Regions from separate parts of the Homo sapiens genome. Here region 1 is linked to region 2. The links are chromatin contacts, found by Hi-C or POLR2A ChIA-PET in ENCODE. All regions are on one chromosome and are shown on one strand. Each heading gives the region's core, a stretch centred on a gene start or an enhancer-like site at or near the end of the contact. The rest is flanking DNA. Distances are from core to core; before and after follow the strand shown. Region 1 holds the start of AR (androgen receptor). Region 2 has its middle 60 kb from the start of LAS1L.

Region 1 (5,037 bases), core at 2,538-5,037, 1.9 Mb after region 2:
ACAAAACTTAATTCAAAATGGATCACAGACCTAAATGTAAAACTGAAAGCTATACAACTTCTGGAAGAAAACACAGATGGGAATCTGTGTGATCTTGAGTTTGAAAATGATTTATTATATCTGACACCATAATCCGTAAGTTAACATAATTCATAAGTGAACAAAGTGATGAACTGGACTTCATCAGAATTTAAAATGTTTGTGCTTCAAAAGACACTGGTATGATAATGAAGACAAACTACAGATAAGATATTGTTGAATCATATTTCTGATAAAGGAATTGTGCTCAGAATACATAACTCTAAAACCCCCATAATAAATTACAAGTAGCCCAATTAAAAAAAAAAAAAGAGAAAAAATTTACAGTCTTCATCAAAGAAAGTATACAATTGTAAAATAAGCACATGAAAAATGCTCTGCATCTTTATTCATGGGAGAAATAAAAATTAAATGGGAAAGACACCTCTAATTAGAATACTAAAATTAAAAAGACTGACCATACCAAGTATTGGTGAAGTGGAAATGTAAAATGATACAATCACTTAGGAAGATGATTTGGAAGTTTCTTACAAAAGTAGGTGTATACCTACCCTGTGACTCACCCATTCCATGGCTAAGTATTTACCTGAGAGAAATGAAAGAATACATCCATACAAAGATGTTTATACAAATATTTATAGCAGTTTTATTTGTAGTAGCCCCAAACTGAAAAGAACCCAAATGTCCATCAAAAGTGAATGGATAAACAAAGCGTGGTACAGCAATGCAATAGAATACTACTTAGCAATAAAGAAGAATGAGCTAGTGATATACATAACAGCTTAAATGTACATCAAAGGCATTGTGCTCAGTGAAAGATGCAAGTAAAAAAAAAAAAGAGTACATGCTGTATAGTTCCATTGACATAAAACTCTGGAAAGTGAAAAACAGTCTATACTGACAGAAAGCAGATCATTGGTTGCCTGAGGAGGAGGAGTATAGGAGAGGTGGAGGGAAAATGTACAAAGTGGCACAATAAAAACTTTTGGAATCATAGATATATTCACTATCTTGATTGAGTGATGATTTCATGAGTGCACGCGTGTGTCAAAAATGATCAATTTATGCAACTTTAAATATGTGCAGTTTATTGTATATATCAATTATACCTCAGTACGGCTATTAAAAAGAAACCCTCTGGCTGCACAATGCAGAACTGATTCTAGGAAAGAGTGGAGGGAGGATGACCATTTACAGTGCTCCAGGTGGAAGAGAACGGTGCCTTCTGGAAGTGAACTAGGTTGGCAACAACAGAGATGAAATAAATGGGCAGATGTGTGAGATACTTAGGAAATAAAACCCGATGGTCACCATTTTCCAAAGGTCAGCTCATCCTGGCTTTCCAGAGCAAAGAGCTAGGGAAGACTTTATTAATAAATCCCTCTTGAAGTTGCAGAGGAAGCTTATAGCAGAAACTTACTCTCAACCTGACTAATCTGAGAGAACACCTCTGGTTCCATTTGATTACTAAAAAACTGCAAAGAACAGGAGGAGAAAGAAGAAGAAAGCTGGTACAAACAGTGAACTTATATAATATTAATCAATAATTGTCTCTTGTTCTTAAAAGCAATGGGAAGAAAATGAGATTTGAGCTGGAAGATCAGAGTTCAAAATCCAAATAAAGTATATGGCCCTAATATGCTTATAGTAGTTAACCTTTCCTGATAATGATATAATTGTTGACAGCACCATCTTTAAAAATAAAAATAACATAGTAATCCTTCAGATTTGTAGAATGCTTTCCTGTTTACAAGTTTGTTCTATACACATTATGTCTTTTAAATGACACACTAGCCTTCTGAGGGTAACTTATATTGGCAACAGTTTTCAGATGTGGAAACTGTGAAGACAATGTTGGTGATGTGGAAGCAACATAAACTTTGGAGTCTTTCAGACCCAGGTTTGAATGTCAGACTGCTTTTTATTCAGAGTAACTTCAGAGCATTATTTCTCACCTTAATTTTTTTTCAGGCCTCTTTGTGTCTATGTGTCCTCTTCACTCCTGTCCATTGTTCATTCAGTGATTTTTGCACCTTCCTTCACTGTTAGTGTGTAGACACATAGTTCTCCTGGCTCTGAGACCTATGTTAATTCCATTCTACCATCCTGCCAGCCCACTCAATTCCTATTGAGCAATGCTAGTTGAAAGTTGTGGTGGGATTAAATGTTGCAATGAGTATTCAAATGAGGTTGAAGTATCTACGCATTCTACTTACATATGGTGAGGTATATTCAAGGAAGGCTGTAGCCATTAAAATCTCAGGAAATAATTTTTCACCTCCTCAGGTGAAAGGGTCTTCAGGCCTTTGTGTTCTGGAAGGTTCATTTATAGCCATTTCCCAAATGACAATGCGATTGATGAGTCTAGAGTCTAGCTCAAATAGCAATGGACTGGAAGACTAGTTTAGGTTTTACTAATGTGGAACATAGAACAAATTATGTCCTTGTTTCAGCCTGTTCATCTGTGAAATAGAGCCTATCATATCCAGTCTTCCTTGCCTTTAGGTTTGAGTTACCTTCTTTGGTCAAGGTAAGTAAATGCCTATGATGTTTGGCTGTGCACAAGATAAAGCTACAACAAAGCTACAACCCATCTTTTCTCTGTAGAAGACTGCAAAAAGCAAAAGAGACCCAGGCAAAAATCTCGGAATGACTTTTGGAACAGAGAGCCTCCCCAGAATCAGAAGTCAAAGGAATTTAAAACATAGGGAGGCCCAGGGTCTCTACTGACATAAAGGAAAGATGTTTTCCTTATAGGTTTACGTTTACATTTTCTCTCTCTTTCCATTCCCACTTGCATCTCCACCTTTACACAGGGCTTATGGGACCTCCTCCACAAAAGAGCAGTTGCAGTAACCCACATCATCCTCTACGCCTGGCTGTCCATCAAGAGGCGAAAAGCAGCCCTATATAGGTTCTATCCTTGGATAGTTCCAGTTGTAAAGTTTAAAATATGCGAAGGCAACTTGGAAAAGCAAGCGGCTGCATACAAAGCAAACGTTTACAGAGCTCTGGACAAAATTGAGCGCCTATGTGTACATGGCAAGTGTTTTTAGTGTTTGTGTGTTTACCTGCTTGTCTGGGTGATTTTGCCTTTGAGAGTCTGGATGAGAAATGCATGGTTAAAGGCAATTCCAGACAGGAAGAAAGGCAGAGAAGAGGGTAGAAATGACCTCTGATTCTTGGGGCTGAGGGTTCCTAGAGCAAATGGCACAATGCCACGAGGCCCGATCTATCCCTATGACGGAATCTAAGGTTTCAGCAAGTATCTGCTGGCTTGGTCATGGCTTGCTCCTCAGTTTGTAGGAGACTCTCCCACTCTCCCATCTGCGCGCTCTTATCAGTCCTGAAAAGAACCCCTGGCAGCCAGGAGCAGGTATTCCTATCGTCCTTTTCCTCCCTCCCTCGCCTCCACCCTGTTGGTTTTTTAGATTGGGCTTTGGAACCAAATTTGGTGAGTGCTGGCCTCCAGGAAATCTGGAGCCCTGGCGCCTAAACCTTGGTTTAGGAAAGCAGGAGCTATTCAGGAAGCAGGGGTCCTCCAGGGCTAGAGCTAGCCTCTCCTGCCCTCGCCCACGCTGCGCCAGCACTTGTTTCTCCAAAGCCACTAGGCAGGCGTTAGCGCGCGGTGAGGGGAGGGGAGAAAAGGAAAGGGGAGGGGAGGGAAAAGGAGGTGGGAAGGCAAGGAGGCCGGCCCGGTGGGGGCGGGACCCGACTCGCAAACTGTTGCATTTGCTCTCCACCTCCCAGCGCCCCCTCCGAGATCCCGGGGAGCCAGCTTGCTGGGAGAGCGGGACGGTCCGGAGCAAGCCCAGAGGCAGAGGAGGCGACAGAGGGAAAAAGGGCCGAGCTAGCCGCTCCAGTGCTGTACAGGAGCCGAAGGGACGCACCACGCCAGCCCCAGCCCGGCTCCAGCGACAGCCAACGCCTCTTGCAGCGCGGCGGCTTCGAAGCCGCCGCCCGGAGCTGCCCTTTCCTCTTCGGTGAAGTTTTTAAAAGCTGCTAAAGACTCGGAGGAAGCAAGGAAAGTGCCTGGTAGGACTGACGGCTGCCTTTGTCCTCCTCCTCTCCACCCCGCCTCCCCCCACCCTGCCTTCCCCCCCTCCCCCGTCTTCTCTCCCGCAGCTGCCTCAGTCGGCTACTCTCAGCCAACCCCCCTCACCACCCTTCTCCCCACCCGCCCCCCCGCCCCCGTCGGCCCAGCGCTGCCAGCCCGAGTTTGCAGAGAGGTAACTCCCTTTGGCTGCGAGCGGGCGAGCTAGCTGCACATTGCAAAGAAGGCTCTTAGGAGCCAGGCGACTGGGGAGCGGCTTCAGCACTGCAGCCACGACCCGCCTGGTTAGGCTGCACGCGGAGAGAACCCTCTGTTTTCCCCCACTCTCTCTCCACCTCCTCCTGCCTTCCCCACCCCGAGTGCGGAGCCAGAGATCAAAAGATGAAAAGGCAGTCAGGTCTTCAGTAGCCAAAAAACAAAACAAACAAAAACAAAAAAGCCGAAATAAAAGAAAAAGATAATAACTCAGTTCTTATTTGCACCTACTTCAGTGGACACTGAATTTGGAAGGTGGAGGATTTTGTTTTTTTCTTTTAAGATCTGGGCATCTTTTGAATCTACCCTTCAAGTATTAAGAGACAGACTGTGAGCCTAGCAGGGCAGATCTTGTCCACCGTGTGTCTTCTTCTGCACGAGACTTTGAGGCTGTCAGAGCGCTTTTTGCGTGGTTGCTCCCGCAAGTTTCCTTCTCTGGAGCTTCCCGCAGGTGGGCAGCTAGCTGCAGCGACTACCGCATCATCACAGCCTGTTGAACTCTTCTGAGCAAGAGAAGGGGAGGCGGGGTAAGGGAAGTAGGTGGAAGATTCAGCCAAGCTCAAGGATGGAAGTGCAGTTAGGGCTGGGAAGGGTCTACCCTCGGCCGCCGTCCAAGACCTACCGAGGAGCTTTCCAGAATCTGTTCCAGAGCGTGCGCGAAGTGATCCAGAACCCGGGCCCCAGGCACC
Region 2 (5,483 bases), core at 2,969-5,468:
CAGGCTGGAGTTCAGTGGCGCCATCTTGGCTCACTGCAACCTCTGCCTCCTATGTTCAAGCAATTCTCTTGCCTCAGCCTCTCGAGTAGCTGGGACTACAGGCACGTGCCACCACACCCAGCTAATTTTTGTGTTTTTAGTAGAGATGTGATTTCACCATGTTGGCCAGGCTGGTCTCGAACTCCTGACCTCGTGATCTGCCCACCTCGGCCTTCCAAAGTGCTGGGATTACAGGTGTGAGCCACTGTGCCTGGTCTCTCTCTTCATCCCATTTTATCCTTGCCCACTCGTCCTCATCTCTGTGACTTTTTCATAATATTTTAGATATAGTATTAGCCATCATTAATCACAATGTATTAGTCAATATTAGTCACAATACCTCAGCCATGATAACAGTATGTAATCACCTATAGATATGAAATGTTATCATTGCACATCACATGGACAGGAATGAAGAAACTGGGATTTTTGGCAACAATCGGCAAGCAATTTCCTCTTCCAGATTAAAAACACAATTTTGAGGCTGGGTGCGGTGGCTCACACCTGTAATCCCAGCACTTTGGGAGGCCAAGGTGGGCGGATCACTTGAGCTCAGGAGTTCGAGACCAGCCTGTCCAATATGGTGAAACCTCGTCTCTACTGAAAATACAAAAATTAGCCAGGTATGATGGTGCACGCCTGTAATCCCAGCTACTCAGGAGGCAGAGGCAGGAGAATCGCTTGAACCCAGGAGAAGGAGGTTGCAATGAGCCTAGATCACGTCACTGCACTCTAGCCTGGGAGACAGAGAGGGACTCCATCTCAAACCAAGACCAATTTTGATTTTGCTTATTTATTAATTCTTTATTATTTTTTCCAAACACTTTTTAGTACCTACAATGGGGCTACCCCAATCCCCGCTGCTACCTTCCCACCTCTTCTACTTTTTTTTTTTTTTAACTACCTGCATGTTTTTTCCTCCCTCCTTTTCCTGTGGTGCTTCCCACCATACACATCTTTTGGAAATGGCTTCCAGGAGGAAGAGAAGGGACCATCTCAGGTATGACTTCAAATCAAGCCACTGGGTTGTCTGAGAAGTACCCCAAGCAACTAGTCTGGACTGGGAGGTTGAATTGAGTCCTTGCTGTTGCTGAAGCTGTGAGAATAATTCTGTTTAAAAAACTTTTAAATAAAATATCCTTCAAAATATCCTTCAAAGTCTCCGTCCCAGGGTCTGTTTGTGGTTTTTCTGGGAGAGGCTTGTGGGAATCAGCAGTTGTGGGGTGGTGCAATAAACTAATGACAAGACCTTATAGACAAATTATTTTATTTTATTATTTTTTTGAGAGGGAGTCTTGCTCTGTCACCCAGGCTGGAGTGCAATGGCATGATCTCAGCTCACTGCAACCTCTGCCTCCCAGGTTCAAGCGACTCTCCTGCCTCAGCCTTCTGAGTAGCTCGGATTACAGGCGCATGCCACCACTCCCGGCTAATTTTTGTATTTTTAGTAGAGACAGGGTTTCACCATGTTGCGCAGGCTGGTCTTGGACTCCTGACCTCAGGTGATCCACCTGCCTCAGCCTCCCAAAGTGCTGGGATTACAGGCATGAGCCACTGCACCCGGCAGGCAAATTATTTGGTAGGGTAAAAAGCAGTTTGTTATCTTCATTGAGTCTGTTCCTCACAATAAACTATTATCACTCACAGACACCTTGATTGGGAGAGAAAAACTTTTTGTTTGTGTTGGGACCAGGTTGAGGAAGGGAAGGAGACAGGTCTAGGAGTTGCTGGTGGAAACTGTGGGTACTTATCAGGTGGGAGGTTGTAGGCAGAGAGGTTTCCGTTTAAGGAACACTGAGAGAGGATCAGAATTATGGCAAAACATCAAAGACAATCTCGACCTTCTCATTGCCTAGAAGTGAAAGGTGTTGGAGCAATTTGCAGCTTTCAGAGACCATTCTAGTCCACCGCCCTTAATTTAGAGTTGGGAAAAAATGAAGTTTAGAGAAGCGGGGGAATTTCCCTAAGGGCACAAAGGCAAGTAGTGGCAGAACTGGGAGTTCTGTCACCTCAGAGCAATACTGTATCAATCTTTGTCAACTCATTAGCATCAGAGGTGGGTTGTTAGAATTTCCAAATAAAAGTAGAGAAGACTGTACCCTGTTCTAGGCAGCAGCAATGGTGGTAGTGGCATGAGGGGATGGTGGTGGGATGAAGTGGTGGGGGTGGGACTAGGATGTAATGGAAAGCCTTGGAAGCTTGAATGAGTAGGCTTGGATATTAGGGTTGAAAGGACCTTTGGGAATTGGTGGCCCCTACTTGGGTAGGGGCAGAGAAGCATAGAATACCACAGAACATTATAAAAATAACCAGATAGAATGTCAGGGCTGGGAGAAACCTGGAACCTCATCAAGTCCAGCTCACTCCTGTTTCAGGTGGGGAAACTGAGATCCAGAGAGAGGCTGAAAACTTGACCTGGTTTCTACAGTGAATCAGGAGAGAAGTAGGGCTGCAACCATCCCTGTCACACAACAAGAAACACTGGCTGCCTTTGTTGTTTCCCTTGCATCTGAGTTGGATGATCAGACTTTTTAACCAAGAAAGAGAGATGAGGGAGGGGAGCCCAGTGTTTCATGGCCTGCCTAGAGCTACTTATATAATTAAACATTATAGAATGACAGCATGAAAGCCTTAGTATGCACCTGTTTCTGTAACATAACCCTATATCTGAACCCACCCTACACCTCCAGCATGTAATGCCCTGCAATACTGAGTCCAAGAAGCCCCTCAAATTTAGTGATACCTCAAGACTGAGACCACAAATCCTGTAGACAGTAGGGCCTTCCCTGAATACCAAGCACTCCCTAGTCTTTCTCATGATTAGGTTCTCACTCTCACACTAAGGTCACTCCTTTTTTCTGCCCAGGCATACATTTTATCTTCTCTGAGGAGGGAAGGGAGTAGATGGGGATGCTGAAAAGCACTTTAATTTGAGCAGTTCTTGCCATATCTTTGCCCCTCATGTGAAAACTTCTCAGCCATGGAACTAACTTGTTCCCATACCCACTCTCATAGCACAGTCACCCTCCACCCCCATTCATCCACACCCCTGACATTTACTCACTTCGCCCATGGCAGAGACCGTACTGGCCATGCTCTCTGCACAGCCCTGGAAAGCCTCTTGTTTCTAGTCACTAGGAGAGAAGGTCCAGTCTCCCAGCACACACTTCTTATCTGGATGTCTCTCATTGTGAGGGACTGGGAGGTCTGTAGGCCTACCTCAGCCTGATTCTGGCCCTATCTAGTGAAGCACTCAGTGATCTCTTGCGCCCCCCTCTGGCCTCAGTTCTTTAGCGGTTGCTACAGCAAGTGGTCTAGTTGGGCCTGCACTTCCAAGTCAGACCCATAGAGGGCAACCACTTGCCAGTTTATGAGAAATCACTCTGGGTGTGGCCTCTCCCTTTGTTCACTTCCTTTTCAGTGCTTGTAAAATTCTAGAACCACAGGCTGTCAGAATCAGAGGGTGTGTTTAGATAACTTATATTTGAATATCCTCATGATAAAGATAGAGAAACAGGCCCAGAGAAGAGATGAGACCAGTCTAAACTCAGACAGTGATTCACTCTGTGGCAGTTAGGGCTAGAATCCACGTTTCCTGAATGCCAGTTCAGAACTTTTGAAACACACGGCCAAGCATCTAACCCAAATGCCTCATTTTATAGTTGTGAAAACTGAGGCCCCGGAAAGAAGTTGACTAAGGTTGTACAGTCGTTGTGATAGAGCTAGGACTCAAACCCAGGTCTTCTGAATCCCAGTCCAGATTCAGAAACATAATGTTAGGCATCTAGTTCATCCTGTTGGTTTTTTTTTTTCTTTATAGATGAAAAGAGTTCAGAGAGGGAATCTAATTTACCTGAAGCCACAGAGTAAATTAGTGAAAATCAGAACCGGAGCCCAAGGCTGGCTGTAGAACTGGGACTGAATGGAAACTGGGGACTCTGACTTCTAGTCTCCAAGAAACCTCAATAACTTAGGGACCCCAGTGTCTTGGAATTAAATAACAGAGGTAGGGATGCAGTCCTTGCTTAAGCTGACTATGAATGAATCCCCAGGAGGCTGGAATCTGGGGCATAGTGTGTACGTGTGTGTGTTTGGGAGGGAGGGAGTCTGCTCTGGTCCCCTCCAAAAAACTCTTAAGAAAAGACTCACCTCATTTCTCCCCTTTCAAGGCCTCTGGCTTTGAGAGTGAGAAGATGACTCACTCATTGCCCACAGTTGCCGCTGAGAACATAATTGCTAGCTGGGACATCACCACAGCATCCAGCCATCACATTTGCAGAGTAGTGTCTTGTTTTGTCAAAGCTCTTTCCTATTTTTCTTTTTCTTTTTTTTTTTTTATTTCAGCTTCCTCAAGCTCCAGGGAGCCAGATGAGGCAGATACCATTACCTCTTCTTTTATAAAGAAGAAACTCATTTATGGAGGGGTGGGGGGAATGAGGGGGGACCTGAACTGGTGTTGGACTGACTGAGACTAAATCCCCAGTCCTCTGATTTCCAGCTTTCTGGAGTGTCTGCATAAATACCCAGAGTCCCAGAGGAGACAGCAGTGTCCCTCAAATGCCTGATGACAGCTCCTCCCTCATTTATTAATCACTGAGCTGGGGCCAGATACTGTACTGGGCTTTCATTGGAGACAAAGGTGACAGAAACCCTGCCTTTAAGTGTTCACAATCTGGATATTGATTAAGTCACCACTCTGCCCATTTCAATCCTCAGCTTTCTCTTCTTCTACTAGAAAAATAACTCCAACAGTGCTTTATTTTATTTTATTTATTTCTTATACATTTATTTGAGACAGAGTCTCATTCTGTTCCCCAGGCTACAGTGCAGAACTTGGTCACAGCTCACTGAAGCCTCAACCTCCTGGGCTCAAGTGATCCTCTCACTTTAGCCTCTTCTGAGTAGCTAGGACCACCATGCTTGGCTTTTCTTTTCTTTCTTTCTTTTTTTTTTTTTGAGACAGCATCCCACTATGTTGCCCAGCCTGGTCTCAAACTCCAGGACTCCAGTGATCCTCCCACCTCGGCCTCCCAAAGCACTGGGATTACAGATGTGAGCCACCTGGCCCAGCCTTGTTTTATTATTTTTGAGACAGGGTCTGGCCCTATAGTCCAAGCTGGAGTCCAGTGGTGTGATCACAGTTCACTGCAGCCTCAACCTCCTGAGCTCTGGTGATTCTCCCACCTCGCCCTCCCTAGTAGCTGGGACCACAGGCATGCAACACCATGCCCAGCTAATTTTTAATTTTTTTTGTAGAGATGGGGTTTTGCTATGTGGCCTAGACTGGTCTTAAACTCCTAGGCTCAAGCGATCTTCCTACCTCGGCCTCCCAAAGTGTTGGGATTACAGGTGTGAGCCACCATGCCCAGTCCAATAGTGCTTTTTGGCTGGAGACATTGAATCAATTTTATAACCTTTTCAGAGATTGATTAGGAGTCAGAACA

What was found. Hi-C counts contacts between places; a loop is a spot of excess contacts on that map. ChIA-PET counts read pairs that join two places held with the same protein, here RNA polymerase II (POLR2A). Pooled maps may share reads with other maps.
Region 1: POLR2A ChIA-PET joins it to region 2 with 19 read pairs in PC-3. The contact joins the promoter of AR here to the enhancer-like site in region 2. A Hi-C loop is called at or near these places in 5 of 50 pooled maps. POLR2A ChIA-PET finds 5 or more read pairs at or near these places in 2 of 52 experiments (PC-3 and Panc1).

Annotation. Positions count from the first base shown.
Region 1 is chrX:67,540,234-67,545,270 of GRCh38, forward strand. AR (androgen receptor) reads left to right here and starts at 3,788. Exons shown (of 8, transcript NM_000044.6): 1 at 3,788-5,037. The coding sequence starts at 4,914.
Region 2 is chrX:65,592,238-65,597,720 of GRCh38, forward strand. It overlaps a transcript of MSN not described here. Among named protein-coding and RNA genes, the nearest start is that of LAS1L, 60 kb to the left of the region's middle. Within about 2 kb of position 4,219, at least 20 of the 41 ENCODE cell types and tissues checked have a DNase peak (open chromatin) inside an H3K27ac peak, as active enhancers do.